Regions from separate parts of the Mus musculus genome. Here region 1 is linked to region 2. Evidence: chromatin contacts called from ENCODE Hi-C or POLR2A ChIA-PET data. All regions are on one chromosome and are shown on one strand. The core of a region is the stretch at or near the end of the contact, and the rest is flanking DNA. Distances in the headings are between cores, read along the strand shown. Region 1 overlaps Pemt (phosphatidylethanolamine N-methyltransferase). Region 2 has its middle 21 kb from the start of 1810063I02Rik.

Region 1 (4,051 bases), core at 621-3,120, 100 kb before region 2:
ATGCCATGGCGTGTGTGTGTGTGTGTGTGCTTACACATGTGTCCATGCATATATGCACCAGAGTGTATGTGGAGGTTACAGGACAGTTTTCAAGAGTTGATGCTTTCCTTGCACCACATGGGGTCTAGGGATGGAACTCAGGCTGGCTGGCCTGGCAGCAAGTGCCTTTACCCACCGAGCTGTCTCTCCAGCCCAGGCATCACCTTAATTTAACAGAGATGCTTATGTGAACATTGAATTTATTAAAGCAATTTAATATGTAATCAAAAGCCTGAAACATAAACATCAGAAAACATGAATAATTTTAATAAAATATAAACTCTTGTGGTTTTGCTCAATTGTGAGAATGGCACTGAGCAGAAAATATCCTGAAGAAAGTCTTGCTTTAGACACAGTTAAATTCTAGTTTCATATTGGTGTCTTTATATTAGAACATTACATTAGAACTCTAGTTTTTTATAACTAGGGGGTACTGGTTGCAGGTTTTCGTTTTTCTCAGCCGTGGTCTATATCTGAGGTAAAACCAGACCAAATGACCCAAGGAAGTGCAAAAAAACTCAATAGCGTCAATTAAATGACATTTACTGTTAAAAGGACAAGAAGTTGACAGGGAGCTGCTGTGGCTGCAGACTGCCTTGCAGCCTTCCAGGCTTCCAGTAGCCAAGTGTAGGAGCACAGGCAGCACTCCTGAAGCTGTCACCCACCTGTCCCCACGAGCCAAGCAACTGCTCAGCCCCCTTTCCCAGCATAATCTGGCCTTTCCAGTGTTCACGAAATGGTGATGACTAAGAAAGAGGAGACAGATTTTAAATGTGTTCTCAGCATGTTTCACATATATCTTGAATTTTTCAAAGGTTGAATTACATTTAGTTTTTAACTCAAATATTTTAAGGTTTATATAAAGACCATAATGCAACAAACAAACAAACAGGTGGTGCTCTTAATTAAATAGCATTCATATAATTTTGGCAACTAAAACTAGAAACTTAAAGTAGTTAATTATTTACATTGAAATCTGTAAAATTATAAACACTTTGAAATGTGAAAACCAAGGTACAGTTACATTTCTAAGTCATTTAGAAGGTCAAAACTAAATATCTTATCAAGGAAAAAGACATTTGCAAGCTTGATGACCAGAATTTGATATCTGGAACTCACAGTGGGGGGAGAAAATGGCCCTCAAAAGTTGTCTGTGGGCACGCATACACGATGATGATGATGGCGATGACAATGACAATGATGACGGTGATGACAACGATGATAGCGATGACAATGATTACGATGATGATGATGATGATGGTGATGTCGATGATTTTAATGCACATTAAGTAGCCAGTGTGAAGTTAGGTCTTGTGGGGAAGTTCTGGCTTGCTTTCTCTAGATGCTTCGTAGTCACCCCAGATATTTCTTCTAATTGATGCTGGGTCAGAAGGGATGAGGGCTTGCTGCCCCTTCTAAAAGAATAACTGACAAATAATTAAACCGCAGGGTTTCTAAAAGTCAGAATAAAAGACACAGTATATTGAAGATAAACAGTCTTTTGAAATATTTTTGTCCTTTAAAAATAGTAGCTCCTTTCTAGGAGAGTTCACGCTCAGCCTATCCAGCATCCAACAAGTCACAGAACTCAACAGGACAGCGCAGCTTCAAGTCTAAAACGGTCAGGTAGACTGGAGTAAGGCCAGGGTTCAAGTGGCCCAACTCCAGAGTGCCATGGAAATAAAGCCAATGGAACAAAGAAGCCGGCAAGAGCTGGCCAGGCGAGGGTGGAGAAAGGAGCACTGACTCCTGCTGATGTTATGTAAGGAGGAGGCGGGTGACCACTGTCAAAAGCTGAAAAGGGAAAATAACTCTGAAATATACAGAAAACCAGAGTGAACCAAACTCAAAATGGAATTTTTGGCATGTCGTGGGCAGCATGAAGGCCTTAATCTGGGAGAGCATTAGGAGGCCGAGAAAGTATCTTCCCAGCAGTGAAGTAGCATACCAGGCCTTGAAGGGAGAGAGAGCTGTCCTTAATCCCCAGAGGAGCTGCAGTAGGAGAGACAGGTCATGTATGGATGACAGAGGTCTGGAGGGAGAGCGCTTTCAAACCCCCAAGTGTCACGAGAAAGTGCTTCATGGTCGCAGGCAGCCATTTTGGAGCCTTCAGAACCAGAAAATAAAGGGGGTTTCTGAGTCTTACCGGGTTCGGACTGGTGGGCAGCCTTTATTCCACATGGCCCAGGGTGTGTGATTCCTGGTATGGAGGCAGACTTTAGGTCGGGGCATAGTTAAACATTGCCTTTGTCCTAGGGCCTGGTCCTTCTGAGTCACAGCAGGTTCCTGTCCTTACTCCTATGGAACAGCCTGTGGGGGCAGGCTGGTGGAGGGTCTCCGAGCTAACAGTTACATAACGTATTGCACCTGTCATAAGAGCATTCTTCTTACAAACATGACTAACACTGTGTGCATCAGTCTAATAAAGAGTCTGGTCCTTTGGTGAGCAATCCTGGGTTTATCTTGATCATTTTACAGTGTACATTCAAATCAGTAGCTAGACAGGAGGCAAGCACTAGTAGGTGTGGAGGCTGGAGATGAACCCTTTCTCTAACAGAGGAGACTAAAAATTAGCGAGTAAACAAAAAATGAACATATAAAGAGCCCCGCCCACCCGGCTGGCAAAGCCTTCCCTGTGCATACATTGTATACAGTGCCAGCTAGGGGTGCTGAGTCCTGGAGAGACAGGCGTCAGTGACAGCTCCACACCCCCCCCCCCCAAACACACACACACTGTTACTCATCCCTTTCCTGCAGCTGCCCACAGATTCTCACCCCCAGCTCCACCCGCTCTTCTCCATTCCAGCTCTAGGTTAAGAGAACATCACTTCCCTCCCCGCTCGGTCTCTTGTCTCCCCAGTGAGCCTGCTGCCTTCACATAGGTGTCCATCATCGAGTCTGATGTTACCCTCCTCTCACATCTCATCAAAACAGTCTTTGAACTTCCTTCTGAGTCCATTTCCAAACCTCCCATCAAGGAGCCTAGGAACCTTCAAAAGGAAACTGATTCCTGGTAACATATTTACACATCATGATGCCCAGTTTTAAATTCTTTAGCATTATTTACAACAAAATGTGTTATCTACTAGTAATTATCCCAGTAGCATAATTAATTCATTTCAACATTGGCAAAACTATATGTGTTTTTCATATGGACCAACGCCCAGAAATCTCTCTCTCTCTCGTAAATAAACCCTAAATAAAATTTACATTCTATGCTTGCTAGCAAAAAGCAGCTTAGATATTTTTCTAGCCACAGAGTATATTTTAACTCTTTTTCACTCAGATCTTGGTTCATCTCCTTTTGATAAGACTTAATGAAGTAGCCTTTATCTGTTATATACAGAGCGAGCTAGCGTGGATCCTCAAAGTTCTTGTTTGTAGGGATTATTTCTTCTGTAATTTTTATTGTAAAAAGGAAATATAATGTTTTTTGGCAATCATCCGTATTCATCATTTTATATGTTCCAGCCTTAATGAACATCTTACATTTATCACTTGTATATTAAGGACATTTCTAAAAAGAAAACCATAGTAATAATTTAACAAAATATTTTTTTCTTCCTGCCTCACTTTCAAGAATATTTGAAAGTAGAAAGCGCCAAGATTCCTTCAGGGAAGGCGCTCCTAATCAATGCTTCGGTCGTTAGCATTTCACACAGGCCTGCCTGCGGTGAGCTCAGGGCTCTTTCTAGTCTCAGATTCAAAACTCTCCTCATGTTAGCGTTGTTGCTTTCTCTTTAAAGGAAGAAACAAACAAAAGAAGAAATGCAGTGACTCTCCCAAACGCCCATATTCCTATATATACACGTATTCAAACAGGGCGGGGACAGAACTGCTGGGGTAAATTTATTTAATTCAGTTTACCTTAAAATAGTAGCAACAGTTGTCTCACACCTTAGAAACTGAGAACCTGGTCATTGCTGGGTCCTTGAGGCTGGGCATCATGGCAGCTGGAGTTCCACGGTGGCCGTCTCACATTGGCAAGGCTGGCACCCAGTAGTTGCTTGCT
Region 2 (3,548 bases), core at 806-3,305:
GAAGGGCGGACTGCCCTGAGAGTTTACTTTCTCTTTTCTCCAAGATGTGTTTGGCAACAGCACATGAGCTGTGTAATCCTTCCTCTAGCCGGCCCTCAGCACAGCATGTCCTCAAGGACACAAAGGTCACCAAACATATGCAAGTCTGGCTTTAGCTGTGATCTGAGTCTGGACACAAAACCTTCTGTGACACCGTCAGAAATTACGTCACTAGTACAGGTCAGGTGCTAGTCAGGCAACACAGGCTTTCGAGACTCCCAGAAAAGGCAGCTCTACTGGGGCTCATTGTGTCCTTGGGGGCCACAGGAGCTTAAGAGCTTCCTGGGCCAGGGCTCTGCATCCTTTGTCTTTGTCTCCATGCCACAGCTCCAAGTGCCAGAGTAAGAAGAAATGGGCCCCGTGGACGGATACGGACAATCCTATGTCAATCCTACAATTGACTTGACAAGGATGCATGCAAAGATGGGGCAGGTCACTTGGGCCTCAGAGCAGGCATAGTGGCACACCACAGGTCTGTAATCCTGGAATTCTGGAGGCTGAGGTAGAAAGTTCACAAGTTCAAGTACAATCTGAGCTACTTAGTTAATTCAGGATCATGCTAAGGTTATGTAGTGAGACATTGTCAAAAAAAATAAAAAAGGAAGGAAAGGAAAAGAGGGAGGGAGGGAGGGAGGGAAAGAAGGAGGGAAATAAGGAGAGAAGAAGGAAGGAATGAAAGAAGGAAGGAGGGGCTGGCGAGATGGCTCAGTGGTTAAGAGCGCCGACTGCTCTTCCGAAGGTCCGGAGTTCAAATCCCAGCAACCACATGGTGGCTCACAACCATCCGTAATGAAATCTGATGCCCTCTTCTGGAGTATCTGAAGACAGCTACAGTGTACTTACATATAATAAGTAAATAAATAAATCTTAAAAAAAAAAAAAAAAAAAAAAAAAAAGGAAGGAAGGAAGGAAGGAAAAAAGGCCTAGAAAATGAGCTTTCTGGGGTGTTCTGTCTGCTGTCCAAATTCTCACTCCAGGACAAGGACAGGTTCACATAACTTCTCAAAGCTCTTTTTGGTCCTGGCTGATGCAGTCAGGCTAATGTTGACCCAGGAGTTAAAATGTCTACAGAGACATGTCACAGTGTTTCCTGAGCTACCATGAAGGAGGCCCAGGTCACAGCCTCCCCTCCATTGCCAGCAAACCCAGGCCATCTGCTTCTCAGCTTTCTTTCCCAAATGGTCTTGAGAAGTGTCCAGAACAGAGCAACCACTCCACACTCTGCTGTGATTCTTACCATTTCATTATACAGAAGGAAGTCTGAGCAGACCTGCTGTGTGGGGCTGGCTTCCGCTTCCTCAGACACAATTCCTACATGCTGCCTGAGAGTCCCAAGGTCCTCCTTCCAACCAAGTAAACACAAAGCAGGTTGCAGGGAGAAGGGATACAGGGAAGTAGACATGATCCTTCACTGGGTGGCCTCTGTCCATTTTCCTCCAAATCAGTCCCACTGGGAACTCCTCCGGTCTCACATTAATGCTGGGCTACTGCGGCTGGGGTAGGGGATGTGGCAACTCTCCATGGTGAATGTGGAAAGTTCCAGCAAACCCAGGATTTCCAAAACACATGCTTCCTACCTTTCCAACCCTGAGCAAGTCTCCTGACTTCTCAGCCCCTCAAACTCTTCATCCTGAAACTGGGCACTGGGAAATTCAACTCCACATACAAGAAACCAGGCATCCGGTGAATCTTTGGCAGGGCTAGCCTGTGCCATTTTCTAAATTAGATATTAGTGTCCTCCTCAAAGACTGTGCCTGACATGGGCAGACCTGAAACAGCCCATTGGCATCAGCTACCAGAGCTAGCTGCTCCTAGGCACCAGTCCTTCTGCCAGGGACCATTCTGGCAGCTGGCAAAAGCCTCTAGGGACAACCGGGAACATACAGGAGGTACTGGAGAAGGTTCAGTGAGGGACGCAATTCTGCAATCTCCCCGTGGGACGATGACAGTGGGATGTTATTTCCTGCAGGCTTGAGGGGCTCTGTGCAGGCCAGAGCCCTTTAGGGATGGGCACATGTGTCATAAATGGCAGCCTGCCCCCTCCTTCCCTGCCTCTGGGTCCTTTCAGTTCCCTGTCATGTAGCCAGGTGGCTTCACCCAGCTGCCAACTTGCCAGCCTCTTTGTCCTCCTCTGCCCCAGCCTTTTCCCGAAAGCTGCATCCTCAGGATGCAGTGTTAATTGAAGTTCTGATTGCTAAATTGTCCTTGGAGCTGAGCGGAGCGGAGCATGGAGGGCACCGTGGAGGCAGCTCTGGGCTGGGTCCTCAGCTGCCCTGCTGGGCGGGGAGTGGCTATAAGAACAACCCAGCACAGCCACAGTGTGATGCCAGCACAAACATCCTCCAGCCTCAGCCACCCACCCAGCTTTGACTGTTTTCCTACCAATGCCCCTGAGGTCGTGTGTGAACACAAGGAAGTTGATTTTTTTTTTCCCTATCCTATTTTTAAACCTGGCTGGGCTGGCAGCGGTCGCCATTCAGTGCCCTGGCCTTATTTTCTAGCTGCTGCAGACAGACAGTCCACAGAGAATGGCCCAGTGACACCTCTGCTGGCCCTGGAACCCAGCCTGATGGCTCTGGGTGGGTGTTTCCTTCACAGCCTGGGAAAATCACTGGCTCCACCCCCCTGGTACTGAAACTGAGGTTGAGAAGAGATACCACCACCACCACCACCACCACCACCACCACCACCACCACCACACTACCCATTTCCAGAACATTCCCGTCATCCCAAAGAAAGCTCATTTAGATCTCTGGTTCCCATCAGCCTGAATTCTGTTACTGTGGTGATTCTGCACAGCTCCTGCAAGTCACCCCTCAGCCATCCTCCAGGCTGTAACCTTAGTGAGGGCTTTCTCTCCTTTCTCCAGGTCTGTCCAGTTGCACATCCCACAGGGGATGGTGGGACGATCTGTCTGTCTGTCTGTCTGTCTGTCTGTCTCTCTCTCTCTCTCTCTCTCTCTCTCTCATTCACTCACTCTGGTGAGCACTGCTGTTGTAGCTATTGGGAGAAGCTTCTGTCTGGACTCCTGGTTTGTGTTCTGTGTGGATGTCAGGCTAGGGTTGCCAGGCCTCTGTTGAACTGTTTAACGTCTTGAAGCTGAGCTTGCTAAGGGACTTGTTCTCTCTTTACTTGAAGGTGGAGTTTCAGGTGATGGCAAGGGGCTTTTCTGGGCAGCAGTGGCACCCCAGGGGTCAGTGTGGGGGCCAGACCCATGTGGAAAGCCTAGGTCACAGTGGAACCCAGGTTATGCATTTGACTCCGTGCACTTATGTCCCATGGTCCCCTAACTAGGAATATCACACCCCGGCATGTCTTCTGGGTCTCAGGTTGCTGTGTGCTGAAAGACAATCATGATAATCAGGAAGTGCCTGAGCACTTGGAGTTATCTGGTTCTAAGGTGAGTATCCCAGCAGACATGGGTTGACGGGTCCTGGGAGTAGGGACCCTGGCTCTCTGGCATCTCCCACACCTACTGCCTGTGAGCTGAGGCCCACTGGGCCCCCCCA

What was found. A loop is a pair of places that touch in the nucleus more often than their neighbours do. ChIA-PET counts read pairs that join two places held with the same protein, here RNA polymerase II (POLR2A).
Region 1: a map of T-helper 17 cell shows a loop between it and region 2 (2.2-fold over the local background). The contact joins two enhancer-like sites. A Hi-C loop is called at or near these places in 1 of 37 maps with a recorded cell type or tissue (T-helper 17 cell). POLR2A ChIA-PET finds 5 or more read pairs at or near these places in 1 of 5 experiments (embryonic stem cell).

The regions. Positions count from the first base shown.
Region 1 is chr11:60,002,719-60,006,769 of GRCm38, reverse strand. The region is part of intron 2 of Pemt (phosphatidylethanolamine N-methyltransferase); the gene reads left to right. Among named protein-coding and RNA genes, the nearest start is that of Gm38498, 22 kb to the left of the region's middle. Within about 2 kb of position 1,870, at least 1 of the 3 ENCODE cell types and tissues checked has a DNase peak (open chromatin) inside an H3K27ac peak, as active enhancers do.
Region 2 is chr11:59,898,838-59,902,385 of GRCm38, reverse strand. No RefSeq gene overlaps it. Among named protein-coding and RNA genes, the nearest start is that of 1810063I02Rik, 21 kb to the left of the region's middle. Within about 2 kb of position 2,055, at least 3 of the 3 ENCODE cell types and tissues checked have a DNase peak (open chromatin) inside an H3K27ac peak, as active enhancers do.